Linked DNA regions of Homo sapiens: region 1 is linked to region 2. A link is an interaction called in ENCODE POLR2A ChIA-PET data of the cell type or tissue named here. Cell type or tissue: MCF 10A. All regions are shown on one strand. Links, peaks and the distances in the headings refer to the core of each region. The heading gives the core; the rest is flanking DNA. Region 1 holds the start of INTS5 (integrator complex subunit 5). Region 2 has its middle 6.9 kb from the start of AHNAK.

Region 1 (5,336 bases), core at 337-5,336, 100 kb before region 2:
GGCAGTGGTGCAGTCTCAGCTCACTGTAACCTCCACCTCCCGGGTTCAGGCGATTCTCCTGCCTCAGCCTCCTGAGTAGCTGGGATCACAGGTGTTCACCACCACGCTGGCTAATTTTTTTTTTTTTTTTTGAGACTGAGTCTCGCTCTGTTGCCCAGGCTGGAGTGCAGTGGTGCAATCTTGGCTCATCACAACCTCCACCTCCCGGTTTCAAGGGATTCTCCTGCCTCAGCCTCCAGAGTAGCTGGGACTATAGGTGGGCGCCACAATGCCCAGCTAATTTTTTGTATTTTTAGTAGAGACAGAGTTTCACTATGTTGGCCAGCTTGTCTCGAACTCCTGACCTTGTGATCCCCCTGCCTCGCCCTCCCAAAGTTCTAGGATTATAGGCATGATCCATCACGCCCAGCCCGAGGATATAGCTTTTAACAAAATAGGCCAAGTCTCTATTGTCAAGCAGCTTATTTTCTGTTTCATTCAATAAACATAATAAAAATAGCTAATGCTTATCTAGTGCTTACCATTGCTGGCACCAAGTGCTATACAATGACCATACTACCTCATTTCAATTTTCGTAACAACCCTTTGAGGTATTTGTACTATTAATATTACCTCCTCATTTCCAGAAGAAGGAACAGTTATGGAGTGGTTAAGTAAAGTATACAACTAGTAGGTAGAAGAGCTGGAACCTGATCTAGGTACACTGGCTTGAGTGAGGGCTCTTGATGAGGTGTACTGGCTCCCTTTACAGTTAGCAAGCTCTATCTCTGGCAGGTGTGGGGCTGTGAGTTAGACGAAGGTCCCTATGCTGGGAAGCTGTGGGAGAGAGAGAAGCTTAAATAATGAAGACGGATGGAAGGATGTTATTCATACTTGCTACTGGGAGGACATCTTCAGGCTAGCTAGCCCAATTTGTTTTGGGCTCCCTCTCCCTCCTTCTCTTTCTTAGTTTTTCTTTTTCTTTTATGAGTTTTCTCTTCTTTCCATCTCTTTTCTGCTTTCTCTCTTCCCTTTTCTCTCTCTCTCGTAAAAGTATTTTTGTAGGAGGGGTGCAGTGGCTAACACCTGTAATCCCAGCACTTTGGGAGGCTGAGGCGGGCGGATCACCTGAGGTCAGGAGTTTGAGACCAGCCTGGCCAACATGTCTCCAATTAGCTGGGCGTGGTGGCACATGCTTGTAGTCCCAGCTACTTGGGAGGCTGAGGCAGGAGAATTGCTTGAACCTGGGAGGTGGAGGTTGCAGAGACGAGACTGCACTCCAGCCTGGGCGACAGAATGAGATTTTAAAAAAAGCCTGGGTGCGGTGGCTCTTGCCTGTAATCCCAGCATTTTGGGAGGCTGAGGTGGATGGATCACTTGAGGTCAGGAGTTTGAGACCAGATTGGCGGACAGGGGAAAACGTTGTCTCTATAAAAATAAAAAAATTAGCCAGATTTGGTAGTGGATGCCTATAGTCCCAGCTACTCGGGAGGCTGAGGCAGGAGAATCTCCTGAACCTGGAAAGTGGAGGTTGCAGTGAGCTCAGATCTCACCACTGCACTCCAGCCTGGGTGAGGGAGTGAGACTCTGTCTCAAAAGGAAAACGAAACAAAACAAAACAAAAACAAAGAGAGACTGGCCGGGTGTGCGTGGCTTACTCCTGTAATCCCAGTGCTTTGGGAAGCTGAGGTGGGTGAATCACTTGAGGACAGGAGTTTGAGATCAGACTGGGCAACATAGCGAGACACTCGCCCCACCCACATGCAAATCCCTAACTCTGAAAATATTTAAAAAGTAGCCAAGTGTGATGGCGCACGCCTGTAATCTCAGCTACCTAGAACGCTGAGGTGGGAGGATGTCTTGAGCCCAGGAGGTCGGGGCTGCCGAGAGGGGTGATCCTATCACTGCACGGTCACAAAATAAACAACAATAACAACAACAACACCAACAAAAAAACCTTCCTATGCTTCATTTTTTTAAAGTCCTGAGTTGAGGCCGGGCGCGGTGGCTCACGCCTGTAATCCCAGCACTTTGGGAGGCCGAGGCGGGTGGATCATGAGGTCAGGAGATCGAGACCATCCTGGCTAACAAGGTGAAACCCCGTCTCTACTAAAAATACAAAAAATTAGCCGGGCGCGGTGGCGGGCGCCTGTAGTCCCAGCTACTCGGGAGGCTGAGGCAGGAGAATGGCGTGAACCCGGGAAGCGGAGCTTGCAGTGAGCCGAGATTGCGCCACTGCAGTCCGCAGTCCGGCCTGGGCGACAGAGCGAGACTCCGTCTCAAAAAAAAAAAAAAAAAAAAAAAGTCCTGAGTTGAACATTTTGTATTTTTGGCGTTAGGAAAAATGATTAAAATACCCCTGTGAGTGTTTTAGTTTCTCTCTCTCTCTCTCTCTCTCTCTCTCTCTCTCTCTCTCTCTCTCTCTCTCTCTCTCTCTCTCTCTCTCTCTCTCTGTGTGTGTGTGTCTATCGGGACTCTTGCTCTGTCGCCCAGGCTGGAGTGCAGTGGCGCGATCTCGGCTCACTGCAATCTCTGCCTCCCGGGATCAAGCGATTCTCCTGCCTCAGCCTCCCGAGTAATCGGGATTACAGGCATAAGCCACCACGCCTGGCTAATTTTTGTATTTGCAGTAGAGACGGCAGGCTAGTCTTGAACTCCTGACCTCAGGTGATCCGCCCTCTCGGGCTCTCAAAGTGCTGGGTTTACAGGCGTGAGCCACCGCGCCCGGCCTAGTCTGTATGTCAATAGGCTTTTGAATAAAGTGGTTGCATATAGGGCGAATCGGCTTCCTGCTATCATCGTCCCGGGATTATGCTCTGGGACTCCGACAGGGTGCGGAACTAATGTAAGAGGGTCGAGGACATCGCCGGATTAATTTTCCTGCGAGGCCTGGTAGCTGGTTCCTTTCGCGTTTCCTGTCAGCGCGCATGCGCCGCCTGCGCTCCGCCGCTCGCGCCTCGGGCTCGGCTCGGGCTCCGGGATGTCCGCGCTGTGCGACCCTCCCGGGGCCCCAGGGCCACCTGGGCCTGCCCCGGCCACCCACGGTCCCGCGCCTCTCAGGTAGTTAGAGCCCTTGGCACCTTCCCCCCATCGCGCGGCCCCGCGCCGATCCCTAGCCTTCTCGGTAGAAACCCGGATCCTACCTCGAGAACTCACGTCAGGGTTCTCAGATTCTTGGTCAGGTCCTCCCAGAACTCAGGGACTGCTTCACCAAAACTCAGGGCTCCAGTGCCCGCCCTCCCGACCTCGGGCCTGCCTCTCGCTAGACTCCAATGCCTAACTACCCTCGACCCCGGGCTTCCTCTCCCAAGAGTCGGGGGTATCTGAACTCTTGGGAACCCAGCTGCCCTGGCCATTTTTGACCCTAGGAAACCCAGTGTCCTGACTTCATAGAGACTCCCTGAGAACCCAGGCCCAGAAACAGAATGCAGTCCGGCTGAGATATTCCCTTATATTAGGGTGTTTTTTGGAGGAAACAGAGGAATGGCACTGTTAGAGCCTTATCAGCACCTAGAGGATGCTGTCTTCTTTGACAGAAAAGGCGATAAGAGAAAGGGGATTTGCCACCTCCCATAACATTGGCTTCTGAACCTCTGAGACTGAACCCATATATGTTTTAGGAGGGAAAGGGTTGAAAAGCATTATTACTCTGTGCCCTGGGACACCCTGATGTCCAAGCACATTGAGGGTGCTGAGTAGGTGGTGGTGGTTGATGTGGTGGTAGGTGACTAAGATTTTGCAGAATATGGGAAGAAACAGATGTTAGGAGGGAGAGCCCTTAATAAGGTGCTTACAATTTTTTTTTTTTCCCATTAAGAGATTTCAAGGTGCTTGTGTTGTGGGATGGGGCGGGGCGGGGGTGGTGGTAGAAGGTGATAAAGTGGAAAGGTGTGTTTTTTTTTGTTTTTGTTTTTTGAGATGGTCGCCCTGACTCCCAGGCTGGAGTGCAGTGGCGTGATCTCGGCTTACTGCAACCTCCGCCTCCTGGGTTCAAGCGATTCTCATGCCTCAGCCTCCTGAGTAGCTGGGATTACACCATGCCTGGCTATTTTTTTTTTTTTTTTGTATTTTTAATAGAGATGAGGTTTCACCCTGTTGGCCAGGCTGGTTTCGATCTTCTGACCTCAAGTGATCCACCCTCCTTGGCCTCCCAGAGTGCTAGGATTACAGACGTGAGGCACCTCAGCCAGCCTGGAAATGTTTTTAAAGCAGATATTATAGAAACACAAATATAGTCAACTCAACAGATATTTATTGACTACCTTCCATATACTGTGTACTTCAATAGAAGTGGATACAGTGTTGAAGAGCACAGAAATGGTTCCTACACTCATGGCGCATATAGTCTGATTGCTTAACCTTGATTTCGTTCTTTTTTTTGACGGCGCACACAGTCTGGGGTGCAGTGGTGTGATTTTGGCTCACTGCAGCCCTGCTTCCAGGGCTCAAGTGATCCTTCTGCCTCAACCTCCCCAGTAGGTGGGACCGCAGGCACATGCGACCATGCCTGGCTAATTATTATTATTATTATTTTTGTAGAGATGGGGTTTCACTATGTTCCTCAGACTGGTCTTGAACTCTTGCGCTCAAGCGATCCACCAGCCTTGGCCTCCCAAAGTGCTGGGATTATAGGCGTGAGCCACTGAAGCCAGCCTTGATTTGTCTGTAAAATGGGATCATAATAGTACCTAACTTATTGAACTGTTGTCAGGATTGAAATAATACACGCAAAGTACTTAAAAGAGTACCTGATATATTCTAAGAGTTATCTGTTGCTGATATTATTACTGTTGTCATTGAAAGAAACATAGCTTTTGGCCGGGCACGTGGCTCACGCCTGTAATCCCAGCACTTTGGGAGGACGAGGCGGGAGGATCACAAGGTCAGGAGATCGAGACCATCCTGGCTAACACGGTGAAACCCCGTCTCTACTAAAAATAAAAAAAAAAATATTAGCCGGGCGTGGTGGCGGGCGCCTGTAGTCCCAGCTACTCAGGAGGCTGAGGCAGGAGAATGGCGTGAACCTGGGAGGTGGAGCTTGCAGTGAGTGGAGATGGCACCACTGCACTCCAGCCTGGGCGGCAGAGCGAGACTCCCTCTCGGGGCGGGGGGAGAAAGAAACATAGCTTTTATTGAGTGATTAGTGTGAATCTGGTATGGAACCTAAGTGCTTTTTTTTCCCTCAGGCCATCCTTCTGCAGAACTTAAGTGCTTTATAAACATTCTCAACCAGGCATGGTGCCTCACACCTGTAATGCCAGCACTTTGGGAGGCTAAGGTGGGCAAACTGCTTGAGGCCATGAAACCAGCCTGTGGAACATAGCCAGACCTCATTTCTATAAAAAGGTTAAAAAGTT
Region 2 (5,370 bases), core at 265-5,264:
TCCCATCCCCGCTGGGCTCTCCATGGCTTGCTGGATCCTTCCTTTTCCTTGCTTTTGCTGTGGGCAGCCAATCAGAGCCTGCGCCTGTGGATGTCTGTGGTTGCTGGGCAGTTTTCTCTTGGTGCTAGGGAGTCTCATGCCACCCAAACACCACATAGAGCTGGCGACCCGACTCCATGGTCCAGCACATGGCACAGAGACTGGGGTGAGGAGCAGAAAGGGAAGGGGGTGTTTGAATGGATCAGGGGCTGAGGGCAGGGCATGATCTTAGAAAACTAGGGTAGAATGAGGGAAGGGGGAGGCTCTTTTATCCACTTACTGGGCAAAATCTCAGAACCTCCACAGAGGGAGGGTGAGAGAAACTGGAGAAGGGGTCGGGGCTCAGGGCTGCAGTTGACTCAGATAAAATCTTTACAGAGCCTGGAGTGTGAATGGGAGGGGCTGAGAGAGACTTGGTTAGTTTGTAGATAAACCAGTAGATACTGGTTATAAGCAGCTATTTATCTTAGCTTTTTTGGCACTTCTGCTTAAGTCACTTATTAAAAAGTTAAAAACCTTTAAAGTTCTTCCAAGAAAGACTTATATTGTTTCCTTTTTTTCGTGCCCTGCTTTGAGCTGGAGCTGGACAGCTGCTGCTCTCACTGGGTCGGACCCATCCCACCAGCTGCCCACATGCCCCAAATGTGCCACTTCCCCTTTTGAAAGGTGGGGGAAGCCTAGAATGTTGAAGGGAGGGGAATGAAGTGCTTTGGAGGCTCCACCCAGTCATTTCTGAAATTAATACTGTGGTTTTCATGGCAACGGGCACTCTTTGTTGTCAACTCAGAACTTTCCCTCCACACATCAAATGGATTTTTCTGGGTGCTGTAGCTTCCCCAGCTCCTCCAACCAGTGTACCTATAGGGCACTGCAGGGCACTGACTTTCCCCACTTGCTGTGTTCCTGTGTTTTTGTTTTTTTTTTTCGAGACAGAGTCTCTCTTTGTTGGCCAGGCTGGAGGGGCAGTGGCATGATCTCGGCTCACTGCAGCCTCTGTCTCCCGGGCTCAGGCAATTCTCCCACCTCAGCCTCCCAAGTAGCTGGGATTACAGGTGTGTGCCACCATGCCTGTTAATTTTTTTTTGTATTTTTAGCAGAGATGGGGTTTCACCATGTTAGCCAGGCTGGACTCGAACTCCTGACCTCAGGTAATCCACCCGCCTTGGCCTCCCAAAGTGCTGGGATTACAGGCGTGAGCCACCGTGCCTGGCCTGCTCCTGTATGTTTGAATGTGATTCTGGGGTTCCCACCCCGTTCTCTTCCTCTAGTGCTGTGGAGCTCACATTGGTGCTCCTGAAAGGTTACAGAAACTGCCACCTGTTCCTGTCTGTTTGCTCCAGTCAGGCTGGCATGGCTCCCAGAGCAGGCTGTTGTTTTACTCCAGGGGAATTACTGGGGTGTCCCAGTGCCTCAGCACCCAAGGGATGGGTGGAGTAGGGTATGGTGGGGGGTGCTGGAGGGCAGCACTGCCATCAGTTGCATCTCCCATTAGAGGGAGAATACCTTGGGCTGGTGGTACTGGCTCAGTGGTGATGTCCTGGCGACCCCGTCTCAATGTTCCTGGGCTCTCTTCACTCCCCTAGGCCCCTCCCTTCTCCACCCCTCTTTGTTTTCTTGATTTCCTCAGGATTTTGAGGCAAGCCTATTGAATGGGCGATGTGCAGATCATTGGGGCAGATGGTCAGTTAGGGTTTGGGGCTATTTCTGATAGGATCTCCCATGGAATGTGCCTCCACTCCCAGCTGCCCCCTCCCCTCTGCAGCAGGAACAGCTGTCATGTGAAGGCCTCTCTGCTGGCTCAGCCCTTTTGCAATCATCTGGCGGGCTCTGCTGGGATGGGGTGGATGGTGAAGATGGGCAGAGCCAAGGGGTGAAGGAGGGAATGTGGTAGGGCAGGGGGAGCTGTCAGAGGGTAAGGAGGGCTCTAGAGTTCAGGGCTGAGGGAAGAAGGGCTGCCAAGGTCAGGCAGGAGGGGTGGAAGCTGCTGAGCAGGCCAGGGAGGTGGAATGATGAGCTTACGGTACCCATCCTGGGAGACTTTCAAGGTGGAAGGATAGTTGGTTATAGCGGGAACCCAGGCAGTCATCCTTCAGGGAGATCCGCATTTCCCCTGACTCACAGGGGACCCAAGGGGTGCTTTCCGGCTCTTCTTCCATGTGGGACCTGAGTCACCAAGATGCCTAGGGTGTTGGCTGCCCTATGGTGGCAGGTCCTGTGCCCAGCCCTGCCCTACCCTACCCACTCTTACTGTTAGGACAGGGGTTAGCAAACACGCCCCTTTTATCCCACTCTTCAATAGTAATTACCCATCTCTTTGACTCAGACATACAGAATGTACCTCTTGCAGGGACTGCCAGAGACCGTCTCTAATAACCCGTTATTTTACCAGTGGGGAAACTGGAGCCCAGAGAGTTGAAGTGACTTATCAAGGGTGCATCCGAGCTTTTCCACAATCCTTGCAGTCACTCACTGAGTCACTTCTGCTCCAAAGCTGAGCAGGAGGATGCTGCCCTCAAATGCTGAGGGATAAGGGTGGTGGACACAGCATACCAAGTGTGGAGGGGCAGGGAGAGCGAGGCATCTAAAGGCTTCCTGCACCCGTAGCTTGGTAAGGGTAGCTTGGTAAGGAGCGTGGAAGTGGAGCCAGCCCTGGGGCCAGGGTCAGATGTAGCGATCCAAGTCCTGGGGCGGGCACAGGGCACGGAGTGTAACAGAGGCGGGACTTCGAGTGACAGGAACCTCAACTATGTGGTGACTCAGGCTCTGGGCAGCCTAGGCCCTTCCTTCCCTGCTCAGCCTGATCTCCTTCAACTGGACTTAGGGAACTGTAAGCAGAGGAGAGAGGGAAACCCAGGCTGGTCTCTCTTTCCCCAGGAAGCTGGGGGAAAGGCAGAGGAAGTTGGAAAGGACAGGAGAAAAGCAGATTCCAAGAAAGGGGTGAGGAGGTGGTGTTCCCCGCTTCCTCAGCCCCTCCCTCCCTGCTCCCCACTGGGGAGGGGAGCTGGCTGGGGCGTTGGCTGCTCCGTTTACTCCAACTCCCTCCCTCGGCTCCTGTTTACAACTCAGCCCGCCCAGTCCTTAGCTCAGTGCTGAGCTCTTCTGTTTTCTCTCTCTCCCTCCCTCCTTCCTTCACAGCCTCATGTCTTGTCGCTTCTTTTCCTTAATCTCAGGTCTGCATCTCCTCTTATTGCCCCACAGCATTCCCACACCCCTAACTCTGCCTGAAATCCAGCCATGACCCATCGTGTCCACCTGCCCCACTCTCCCTGCCCAATTTCTTTCCCTTCCACCTGCCTGGACAGTCTTTCTTTGCCTTCTTTCCTCCCAGACGGTACTCTGGAGACAGCCTCATGTCTCTTGTTCTCTAACCAGCTTTAACTTGGGTTCTGGTTGGGCTTGAAGATTTCATTAGGACTGAGTGTAATTGGAGAGTTTCTGTGTATCAAAGCTCTCTGATCTAAGAAATTCAGGAACTCCTTATTTGAAGCTTGAAGTTTAAATACAGGCTGGGATTTGAATTGAGCTGGGGAAGGATGATTTTACTTGGCTTTATATTTTCGGCTAGGGTTAAGGGTTTGGGGCTTGAGAATTGCTTAGGAAATAATGTTTGGATTCCAGAATCACCAGATAGATTTGCTTTTGGGGGGTGGGGTGGACAATGACAGATTAGGAAGTGACGGAAGTGAATGGAGAAGGGCCTGTTTGGCAGGGATGCTAATCCCTGGGCTGGTGTGTGTATGGGGTGGAGGCGGGGTCTGGGAGATCCCAGATGGTGCTAAGAAGGGTTAACAGTCATTTCTTTGCTGCTGCTGCTGCTTTTTTTTTTTTTTTTTTTGAGACAGAGTTTTGCTCTTCTTGCCCATGCTGGAGTGCAATGGCGCAATCTCGGCTCACTGTAACCTCCGCCTCTCAGGTTCAAGCAATTCTTCTGCCTCAGCCTCCCGAGTAGCTGGGATTACAGGCGTGCACCACCACGTCCGGCTAATTTTGTATTTTTTGTAGAGACGGGGTTTCACCAGGTTGGTCAGGCTGGTCTCGAGCTGCTGACCTCAAGTGATCCACCCGCCTTGGCCTCCCAAAGTGCTGGGATTACAGGCGTGAGCCACCAGGCACAGCCCATTTTTCTGCTTCTAAGAATATCATGCAAAAGAACCTTCATGGGGGGAAAAGTCTGCTTCTAAAGAGACTGCAAACAGACCACACACTTCATTTGCCTTCTGGGATCAGAAACTGAGATTACCCTTTGAGCAGTCAACCTCTTTTCTTCCTTGTAACATGCTGATTTCAGAAAAGGGGACTGTGGAGAGAAGGGAGGGGAAGGGGAATCCCCTGGCCAGGGGCCTGCCCACAGAGCTCCCCTTTGTGGTTACTATGGAAACAGGCATAATAGGAACAAAATAGAGGCAGGTTGCCTGGCAACAGAAGAGCCCAAGGTTCATTACAGACGCGCGCACACACACACAAACTGACATATACACACACACGCAAAACAGGTACATATCAGGGAACCTCCCCCACTCCCCAGGGAGGCAGTGTCACTTCTGGGGAAGCTGGGGTATCCCTGTGATGACAAGTCCTAGAGCTCATCCAGCTTTGGCAGTGCGTGTGGAGCACTGTGGTACCAGCTCCCTCTGAATGGTGGTGGAGCACTAGCGGCAGGGCTGACCTCCCTCTTATAAGAGGAAAGCCTTTACTTTATATCACAGAGGAGTCTAAACCTTCGAGAAGATGGAGGTTTTCTTTGCAAAGTAGGGACCGAAAGAACTCCTTAATACTCCTTATAAAACATGGTGTGTAAAAACAAACAAAAAACAGGCCAGGTGTGGTGGCTCACGCTTGTAATCCCAGCACTTTGGGAGGCTGAGGCAAGCGGATCATGAGGTCAGGAGTTCGAGACCAGCCTGGCTAGCATGGTGAAACTCCGTCTCTACTAAAAATACAAAAATTAGCCAGGCGTGGTGGCGCGTGCCTATAATCCCAGCTACTTGGGAGGCTGAGGCAGGAGAATCGTTTGAACCCAGGAGGCAGAGGTTGCAGTGAGCCAAGATGAGCCAAGATCGTGTCACTGCACTCCAGCCTGGGCGACAGAGCTAGACTCCATCTCAAAACAACCACCACCACCACCACCACAACAACAAAACAACAAAAACACCCAAAACATAGTGTGTCGGGGGGGTGCTGGCGGGGGAGTAGCTGTGTAAATTACCTGGTAGGAAAGATAACTCCAATTCTCTGGAGGCATAGGACCTCCAAGGAATTCAAAGGACAAGGTAAAGGGGTATCGGAGCCGTTTCCGCCTGGACTGAGCTTTTTGCTGGGATTCCATCTTGC

The links. ChIA-PET counts read pairs that join two places held together with the same protein. Peaks named below come from ENCODE experiments on the same cell type or tissue, not always from the same donor. Only the 100,000 strongest peaks of a DNase experiment are listed, where the experiment ranks them.
Region 1: POLR2A ChIA-PET joins it to region 2 with 10 read pairs; 28 of 35 experiments call an interaction of 5 or more read pairs at or near these places.

The regions. Positions count from the first base shown.
Region 1 is chr11:62,650,873-62,656,208 of GRCh38, reverse strand. It overlaps INTS5 (integrator complex subunit 5), which reads left to right and starts at 2,907. Exons shown (of 2, transcript NM_030628.2): 1 at 2,907-3,039. The coding sequence starts at 2,960. RefSeq lists silencers at 2,585-2,674, 2,965-3,164 and an enhancer at 2,737-3,496. In MCF 10A, for the core only: no CTCF peak of the experiment used is centred there; a DNase peak (open chromatin) is centred at 2,818.
Region 2 is chr11:62,551,023-62,556,392 of GRCh38, reverse strand. No RefSeq gene overlaps it. Among named protein-coding and RNA genes, the nearest start is that of AHNAK, 6.9 kb to the right of the region's middle. RefSeq lists enhancers at 21-80, 91-180, 1-388, 3,611-4,416, 4,417-5,222 and a silencer at 2,683-2,732. In MCF 10A, for the core only: no CTCF peak of the experiment used is centred there; DNase peaks (open chromatin) are centred at 2,202 and 2,822.